Regions from separate parts of the Homo sapiens genome. Here all the other regions are linked to region 3. A link is a contact called in ENCODE Hi-C or POLR2A ChIA-PET data. All regions are on one chromosome and are shown on one strand. Each heading gives the region's core, a stretch centred on a gene start or an enhancer-like site at or near the end of the contact. The rest is flanking DNA. Distances are from core to core; before and after follow the strand shown. Region 1 overlaps ERLIN1 (ER lipid raft associated 1). Region 2 holds the start of BLOC1S2 (biogenesis of lysosomal organelles complex 1 subunit 2). Region 3 overlaps ABCC2 (ATP binding cassette subfamily C member 2).

What was found. Hi-C counts contacts between places; a loop is a spot of excess contacts on that map. ChIA-PET counts read pairs that join two places held with the same protein, here RNA polymerase II (POLR2A). Pooled maps may share reads with other maps.
Region 1: a loop to region 3 is called in a pooled map, with 5 times the contacts of the local background. The contact joins two enhancer-like sites. A Hi-C loop is called at or near these places in 2 of 37 single-sample maps with no recorded cell type and 3 of 50 pooled maps.
Region 2: a loop to region 3 is called in a map of chondrocyte, with 4 times the contacts of the local background. The contact joins the promoter of BLOC1S2 here to the enhancer-like site in region 3. A Hi-C loop is called at or near these places in 1 of 168 maps with a recorded cell type or tissue (chondrocyte) and 7 of 50 pooled maps. POLR2A ChIA-PET finds 5 or more read pairs at or near these places in 3 of 52 experiments (AG04450, H1 and activated CD4-positive, alpha-beta T cell).

Annotation. Positions count from the first base shown.
Region 1 is chr10:100,147,343-100,150,189 of GRCh38, forward strand. It overlaps ERLIN1 (ER lipid raft associated 1), which reads right to left. Exons shown (of 11, transcript NM_006459.4): 11 at 2,752-2,847. Among named protein-coding and RNA genes, the nearest start is that of ERLIN1, 37 kb to the right of the region's middle. RefSeq lists enhancers at 833-2,032, 1,912-2,001. Within about 2 kb of position 1,434, at least 2 of the 41 ENCODE cell types and tissues checked have a DNase peak (open chromatin) inside an H3K27ac peak, as active enhancers do.
Region 2 is chr10:100,285,066-100,288,184 of GRCh38, forward strand. BLOC1S2 (biogenesis of lysosomal organelles complex 1 subunit 2) reads right to left here and starts at 1,615. Exons shown (of 5, transcript NM_173809.5): 1 at 1,540-1,615; 2 at 1,032-1,148. The coding sequence starts at 1,594. PKD2L1 (polycystin 2 like 1, transient receptor potential cation channel) reads right to left here. Exons shown (of 16, transcript NM_016112.3): 16 at 3,084-3,119. RefSeq lists enhancers at 849-1,356, 942-1,241 and a silencer at 1,532-1,731.
Region 3 is chr10:99,844,372-99,847,185 of GRCh38, forward strand. ABCC2 (ATP binding cassette subfamily C member 2) reads left to right here. Exons shown (of 32, transcript NM_000392.5): 28 at 1-94; 29 at 1,253-1,411; 30 at 2,590-2,756. Among named protein-coding and RNA genes, the nearest start is that of ABCC2, 63 kb to the left of the region's middle. Within about 2 kb of position 1,565, at least 6 of the 41 ENCODE cell types and tissues checked have a DNase peak (open chromatin) inside an H3K27ac peak, as active enhancers do.

The DNA of each region.
Region 1 (2,847 bases), core at 184-2,683, 300 kb after region 3:
ATGTAATCTCTCTAGATCTCAGCTATGAAATGAAGTAATAGTAGAGCCTCATAAGGTTTGCAGTGGACAGCCTCTCATGCCTCCTGGCACTGCATTTTGAAATGCAATAGCAAGTGCTTCTCCCACTGCCTGGAACACACTCCACCATCACCACTGCTCTCTTCAGCTGGCTGTCTGCCTCCTGTCCATCCTTAAAAATTTGGCTCAGATCAGACATTGCTTCCTAGAAACCAAAAGGCTGGGCTGATCTTTACTGGTGCCCCACAGCACCCAGTGAACACCCTGCTTACTTACCACACTATCACACTTGCCTACTTACTTGCTGTATTGCCCCATCCTACACACACACACAAGGCTATATGGCTTTTTGTTGCCTCAGCAACTAGCCTACAGTAGATACTCAATAAATATTTATAGGAAGAAAGAAAGGAGACTATTTTTTGTGTGTATTTTTAGTAGAAACAGAGTTTCACCATGTTAGCCAGGCTGGTCTCAAACTCCTGACCTCAGTTGATCTGCCCGCCTTAGCCTTCCAAAATGCTGGGATTACAGGTGTGAGCCACCGAGCCCCACTGGAAGAAGACATTTTTTAAAATTAAAAAAAAAAAAAGTAGAAAAATTGATTGAAAGAAATAAGAAAAATTGGAAAGACAGGTACTAATTCAGAAGAAATATGGTAAGGGAAACAAGTAAAACGTCATTCTGCATTACAGTCTATGTCAAAATAGACACTAGGAGTGAGCAATGAATTAACAGTAAATTTTTTGTTTTTTTTTGTTTGTTTGTTTTGAGACAGAGTCTTGCTCTGTCGCCCAGCCTGGAGTGCAGTGGCTCGATCTCAGCTCACTACAACCTCCACCTCCCAGGTTCAAGTGATTCTCCTGCCTCAGCCTCCTGAGTAGCTGGGGATTATAGGCACGTGCCACCACACCCAGCTAATTTTTGTATTTTTAGTAGAGATGAGGTTTCACCATGTTGATCAGGCTGGTCTTGAGCTCCTGACCTCATGATCTGACCGCCTCAGCCTCCCAAAGTGCTGGGATTACAGGCATGAACCACTGCACCCGGCCCAGTAAATTCATTTTAAGTGCTCATACCAGGGCAGAGACCAGGAGAAAGATGAGAAGCTGGCCCAGCTTGTTGGGATGCTCCTGGAGGGCTGTGGTTGGGGTTTAACATCCAGCTAGCTTAGCTCATAGCTGGTGAAGACATTAATCTACGTGTTCTATTATGCAATTGCAGGTAGCAGGCACTGTGCTCACTCTCTCCACTATGGGAACTTATAGCTACTCAGAGACAGACACATATATTGACTCCTGTAGACAACTGACTCCTGTAGACAAGGTGAACTAATGCATCCCAGCAATTACCACGTGCGAATCTCTACACTAGATGCAACAACATATCCTCCTGAATCCACTGAAGAGTCACCCTGCAAGGATGAGTAATCAGGTTCAGAGATGTTAGGTAACTTCCCATGGTTACACATAAAGTCCTGACATGGACACTGTAGGCTCACTTCTAAGTTTTTTCCATGACTCACTTGCCTGATTTACCTGCATGTCATATTCAACTTTTTGTTCTTTCATGCAACAAAGCCATCTCATATGGGCCAGATGCCATCTTAGGCATTAGCAACAGAAACAATCCCCAGGGAACAGCACAGCCACAGCCCCCGCCCCCGCCCTCAGAGAGATTAGCATTTGTGAAAACAGACATTGAGCACATAATGAGACATGAAGTGTGCATGATGTGTGACGGGGGGGAAATACAGGATGCTAACCCAGGCCAAGCAGTTCAAAGTGAACTGAAGCTTTTACATCTGAAGAAGTGATGAAGACTCAGGAGTTGGCTGAGGAAAGTCAGCACTACGAGGGAAGGAAAGTGAACCAGGCAGATGGAACAACGTATGAGAAGGGACAGACAGAAGGTGCATTCAGGGACCTTAGAGAAGGGTGGCTGGAGAGGACAGCAGGGGCCAGATCACGAACTTCGTGTGTACACATTTGAGACTTAATCCTAAAGCGATTAGAAGCCACGGCTTCTAATTCACAAATTCTTTTGCCACAGAAGAGGCAGAAATCACTTCATTTTAATACCTACCAATAACCTATAGGATGGTCAGTTCAAATTATTCTCAGGTCCACAGCAACTGACCTAGGATACTATGGGGTTGATCCCATAAGAACAGGAGGAAAGAGCTGCTTTCCCCACAACTCCCATTACCACTCCCTGCTGGCCCAAGATCACCAGGAAATTGATCCCAGGAGGAAATACAGAACGTTTGGGAAGAGCAGGTCCAACTCTGGCTCTTGGGCCGCTAACATCTTAATAGTCAAGTTGGTTATATTGTGCCATTACATTACCAGTTATAATTTACACAAATTGTCCTTCTCTGGCTTGGTCTGTCTCCTCCCCTCCTCAGTGCAGAAGTACTTTTGCTCTCAGGGACGGATCCCAGTGGCCTGATGCTCCATCCTCCCTCCTTGCCCCTCTGCCACAGGCCCTGTCCCACAAAGGATTAGAAGAACACCCCTTGTTAAATTCCAGGAGTCAGCAAAGAGTGGACACCTTGTTTTAAACATTCTTATACCAGGTAGGCAGTATTCTGGCAAGAGTATAACAAAAGCCTCTACAGTTAAGTTAAACCCGCAAATAAACTGGCTCCCTAGTTGAAATGTGCAAGACAGCCTTAGGAGCATGTTAAGATGACAGAAAAATGAAGACGTGGGAAAAAAAAACACAAATCACTGATAGTAAAATAATTTTATTTAGTTTCTTATTTTAAAAAAGGTAGCATTTCAACATATAAATTTAGACTCAAGATTACAGTGTATATTTGCCAAA
Region 2 (3,119 bases), core at 365-2,864, 440 kb after region 3:
CTTAAAAACAGAAAAAGAAAAAAAAAAATTACAGATTCACAACCCCTACTATTCTGTATCAAGCCTTTTCTCATAGATTCTGATTCACAAATTTAGCTTACAGTAATTTCCTGGGGAAGTGAAACAATTTAATAAATGTTTTTGAGATGCTGTACTGGACCAGACTTCACTTTCTTTCTTTTTCTTTTTTCTTTCTCATTTTTTTTGAGATGGAGTCACACTCTGTCGCCCAGGCTGGAGTGCAAGTGGTGTGATCTCAGTCCACTGCAACCTGCAACCTCCACCTCCTGGGTTCAAGCGATTCTCCTGCCCCAGTCTCCCCAGTAGCTGGGATTACAGGCGCCCGCCACCACGGCCGGCTAATTTTTGTATTTTTAGTGGAGACAGGATTTCGCCATTTTGCCCAGGCTGGTCTCAAACTCCTGACCTCAAGTGATCCACCAGCCTCGGCCTCTGGGATTAAAGGCATGAGCCACCGCGCCCTGCCCATACTTCACTTTCTGATCCTCCTCCACACATAGGTCATGTGTCCACTTGGAAACGATCAAACACTAGTCATGTCCCAAAGGATGGGTTATCAAATCCTCAGACCAAACTAATAGGTCCCTAAATCTGCAGGTCACTCCCCGTTCCTCAATTTCATTTCTCTTTATCCCGGTAAACACATCTTCTGCTTTAGCCAAACACACTGCTTGCACATACCACCTCATTCGCTAGTTGTATCATCTCCCCCTTTTCCACCAATAATTCCCTTCACAACCCTGCTCAAAATACACTTTCCCCAAGGAAGCACTTCTTGATTACTGTTGCTGGATATGAACTCTTTTTTGTTATTGTTTTCTCATTAGTCTATGTTACAGAGGCCTGCAGAGTTGTATTTTCTTTCTCTCCCATTCATGGCCTCCCCCAACTTCCAACAGGCCTGTCTCAGGGCATGCAGGGTAGGAAGGGAGCTGCAGACTGATGCTGCTAACCATCTCCCAGGCCTCCTGGGCCAAACCGCACCCGAATCAACCCAGACCCCGCCTCACCCGTCAGTTCCCCAGTCAGGTAAGTGGCCATTTTGGAGAACATGTCCCGGCAGAGCTCAGTGATGTCAGCTTCAGCAGGCTCCTTTGCTTCCTCAGCTGTCTCCACGGCGGCATCGTCTGGGCCAAGGGAGAATGACTAAGTGTCCCGCCTACACCCGGTGCTAATCCAGCCAAAGCAGCCTGTTCCGACATCCCTCCACTTGCCTTCATTCCATCAAGTCGGCTCCATTCTCCATCTGCCATAATTTCAAGTCCTTCACTGCGTCCCTGCCCATCTGACACATCAACTCGCCTCCCTCGCACCGCCCCTCGCCCATACCCGGCACCCCCGCTCATCCTGGCACCATCCCAGTCACCCTGACAGGACAAACACTCGCGCGCAGCGACAAGTGCACTCCTCTCACCAGCCCGTTCCTGCCAGGTGAGCCACCACACACTCAACCTCGCCCACCCGAGACGGAGCCCCAGGCCCCCCACCGGACGCTTCCTCCCCATCCATTCCGGGTACCTCGGGCGGGCTCATCACTCCGGGTCGCCAGTACGCCCTCGGCTGCCGCCGCCATAGCGGACCCCGCGCTGTTTCCGGGCCGGGGTGCTGCGCATGCGCACTGGGTGTGCCCCGCCCACCCGGCCGGCCCTGCAGTCCTGCGCCTAGCGGTCCAGTCCAGCCTCAGGTCTATGACACAGCAAAGGGCGATTCCGGAGCCGAAATTGAAGCTACGCCAGGCTGTTGTGAATTGATCCACTGCCAACAGTCGCGACGTCTGGGACTGAGGGCGAGCTCATCCCTACAGTCACACCCTGGAGGGATCACTCATCTTGTACCACTCACGACCCGTCTGGGAATAGTCAACCCTGTTTGTGGCCTGCTGACCAAAACCACTGAAGACGGATTGCCCGCTCTCCTGACACTCCGCACTGGAGTTAGTCATCAAAAGATTGCTCAGGGAATCCAAAGTTTTACAGGTTGTCTCGTCCACACTTTGGGAAACCTTCAGGCATTGATCCCTGGTCCTAAATACTGTCCCTCCCAATGTCCTGAGTTAACACCAACTCACTGGCCCCTATTTCTTAAACTGCAGGCAGGCATCTACTTCTCTTCAGTTGATACAGCCTTCCTTGAAGAAAGCTTAGACTGTAACTTTTTTAGGGCTGAGGATACACTCTGGTTATCTTAATTGCATTTAAGCTGTTTCACAAGCCTCCTAGGTGTACAGAGTACTTAATGGGATGGGAGAACAGGAGTGAGTGAAAGAGATGGATGAGAAGAAGTGACTGGGGAGCAATTGAAGGTGCAAAATGAGGAGGGATAAAGGCCACAGAAGAAGGGATAGGAGATATTCAGCAGGCCTCAGGCAGGCTCCTGGACACCCAAAATCTTGGTAGTTTCTTTTCTTATCCCTGGTTATCCTCCCTCTGCACCCTCTCACCCCACCCCGATGCCAGTACATACACACACACGCCAGCTACCCCTTATCCCCAGCCCTCCTACCCTGACTGTCTCCACCCTGAGGACTGAGTCTCACTTGTCACCTGTCCCCACTTTTCCTATGGTGCAACCATAGTAGCCACTATTTCAAGCCATTCCTGCGAGCCAGAAGTTCTTTTTTTTGAAACAGAGTCTCGCTCTGTCACCCAGGCTGGAGTACAGTAACGTGATCTCGGCTCAGCTCACTGCAACCTCCACCTCCCGAGTTCAAACGATTCTCATGCCTCAGCCTCCCAAGTAGCTGGGATAACAGGCACGCGCCACCACACCTGGCTAATTTGTTTGTATTTTTATTAAAGACAGGATTTCAGCATTTTGCCCAGGCTTGTCTGGAACTTCTGGCCTCAAGTGATCCACCCAACATAGCCTCCCAAAGTGCTGGGATTACAAGCGTGAGTCACTGTGCTAGGCCTAGAAGTTCTTATAGCCCAGCTCCTTCACATCACTGCACCTACTCTATACCTCCTAGAGAGCATGAACCTATTCCAGCCCAGGCACATGGATGACCCACAATTTCAGCCTTTCTTCCCTCTATAATACCAGAAGCAAATGCAAAGTCCAAGTTTTCCTAAGGAGTTTTATTGATAGCCACCATGGAA
Region 3 (2,814 bases), core at 315-2,814:
CAAGATCCAGTTTAACAACTACCAAGTGCGGTACCGACCTGAGCTGGATCTGGTCCTCAGAGGGATCACTTGTGACATCGGTAGCATGGAGAAGGTAGGTGGAGTGAAGGAAGGCCTGGATGGGAGGCCTTGTGATCAAACAACAATTGGACAGAGTGGAGAGCAGCTGGGCCCTAAGCCTTCATCATTTGGATGGAGGGAAAGGGTCAGGGCACTTCCTCTGCCCTGGGGAGGTGTGGGGACACAGTATCAGAGGGAAGGATAGCAGCCAGGGATCACACAGACTTACCGCAGCTGTCGGGGCCTTCTGCTCAGCTCCTCCCTGCCTCCTAGCCAGCTGACCAGGGCCCCTTTCCTATAAGGTCCACAGTATGCAGAGAGGAAGTCAGGAAGGAAACAAGGGGGCGGCCAGGCCTGGTGAAGGAACTGTTGAGAATAGCAGTGTGGAGGTTGTCCCTGAAGGAAGAATGGCCCAGTTCTCCTCCCAGTCTTCAAAGTCAGGCACCCTCCTTAGGTGCTGTTGTTCTCCGAGGACTTGGGGTCTGATGAGCAAGGACGCTGAGGTCCAGATCAGAGTCTGGCTCTCAGCTGGTGGCAGACCTAATCTTTCCCTTCTTCACTTCTAAACAAGCATTTTTCTTTTTTCTTTATTTTTATTTATTTATTTATTTATTTTCAGATGGAGTCTCACTCTATCACCCAGGCTGGAGTGCAGTGGCACAATCTTGGCTCACTGCAACCTCTGCTTCCTGGGTTCAAGTGATTTTTCTGACTCAGACTCCCAAGTAGCTGGGACTACAGGTGCACGCCACCATGTCTGGCTAATTTTTTTTGTATTTTTAGTAGAGACGGGGTTTTGCCATATTGACCAGGCTGGTCTTGAACTCCTGAACTCAGGTGATCTGCCTGCCTTGGCCTCCCGAAGTGCTGGGATTATAGGCATGAGCCACCACGCCTGGCCTAAACAAGGATTTTGTTTTTATCTATAATTTCCAATAATAATTATAACAACAGCTGCCAAGAGAGTCCATTTCAAACAGTGACTATAGTTCTCAGCAAACAATGATTTTTGGCATCTTTTTCTGACATCTGGGTACTTTTTTCCTCACCAAAACCAAAATCAGTTTAATATCTTAGAGATGGAGTAGCCAGTCACTGCCTCTTACCTCCTGTGACTGTGAATGCCCAGGCTAAATAACTTTTCCCCAAGAATTATTTGTGGAACTAATGTGTAAGGGAACTATATTCGCAGATTGGTGTGGTGGGCAGGACAGGAGCTGGAAAGTCATCCCTCACAAACTGCCTCTTCAGAATCTTAGAGGCTGCCGGTGGTCAGATTATCATTGATGGAGTAGATATTGCTTCCATTGGGCTCCACGACCTCCGAGAGAAGCTGACCATCATCCCCCAGGTGAGCTCTAGAACTTACTCGGGCACATGCCGTGGGGAGCAGCTTGTTTTACAGGAAACATATGCAGCTTCTTCTTGATGTCTGTTCAGTCAGCACTGTCAATTCCACGGTCTACTCGGGATACTTGAGCTAGTTCCCTAGGATGGACACGTCATTTCCAGAACTTTGAAATGTTTGGTAATATGCATTTGTGGCTGCCTGTATCTGACCACTAGGTGGCAGCAACACAACAGAAGTCAAGTACAGCAGACGATTCTTTAGCGTTGCTATAGCCCATCACGGTTTGCAAGACTTTTGCAATCAGCATTAGCAGTTTTGCCGCTGAAGCTTGAAGCCATTAAGCTTTATACTCCCCATTTGCTATGGTTAAAAGATAGAGGAGGGAATTTGCTGCAGGTTTCTGCCAGCAAGCGGAACGCTTCGTGCATCAGCAAGAAAGATTTCCCTTCGGCTTCCTCTCTGGATCCTGCCAGATAAGGACTGCCGCGAGGCCTCTCCGTTCCCCGCAGCGGCTCCTCAGGAGAACCTTTCCTCCTCCGCCCACTGCAGCCCAGTTCCTCTGGGGGTAGTTTTGGTCTGTCTGGTGTTTGCTCAGTTCGATAGTCTTTTCTCCAGCCTCTTCAAAAGCGTGACACCTTCTTCTCATGCAGCTGTACTATTCTTTCCTCTACCCTCCTCTGATCCCTCTACCTTGAAATCACGATTATGGGTTTGGGAGGCCGAGGCAGGTGAATCACTGGAGCCCAGGAGTTCAAGATCAGCCTAGGCAACATGGCAAGAACCCATCTCTACAAAAAATTTAAAAAATCAGCCAGGCATCGTGGTGCGTGCCTCTGGTCCCAGCTACTCGGGAGGCTGAGGTGGAAGCATCACTTGAGCTAAGGATGTCAAGGCTGCAGTGAGCGGTGTTTGTGCCACTGCACTCCAGTCTGGGCAACAGAGTGAAAGCCTCAAAAACAAAAAATAAACCGAGGACTTCTAACCCTGTGCCTAGCCCCTGGCTGGTAGCCACTCCGAGCCTTAGGAGGGAAAACCTTGCGGAAGCTCAACCACAAACCAGCTTCCTGCCTCAGGAATCCATCTCAGGCCAGTCCTATCCACCATCTCCCAGTCCTGAGGAACTCCGAGGTCCTTTTCTGGCATGAGCCCCAACAGCCCCCTTGTCCTTTCACTTGCAGGACCCCATCCTGTTCTCTGGAAGCCTGAGGATGAATCTCGACCCTTTCAACAACTACTCAGATGAGGAGATTTGGAAGGCCTTGGAGCTGGCTCACCTCAAGTCTTTTGTGGCCAGCCTGCAACTTGGGTTATCCCACGAAGTGACAGAGGCTGGTGGCAACCTGAGGTAATGTTCCATAGCCTGCTACCCCTGCAGGCAATGAGAGGATGTGAGGGGGCCACTC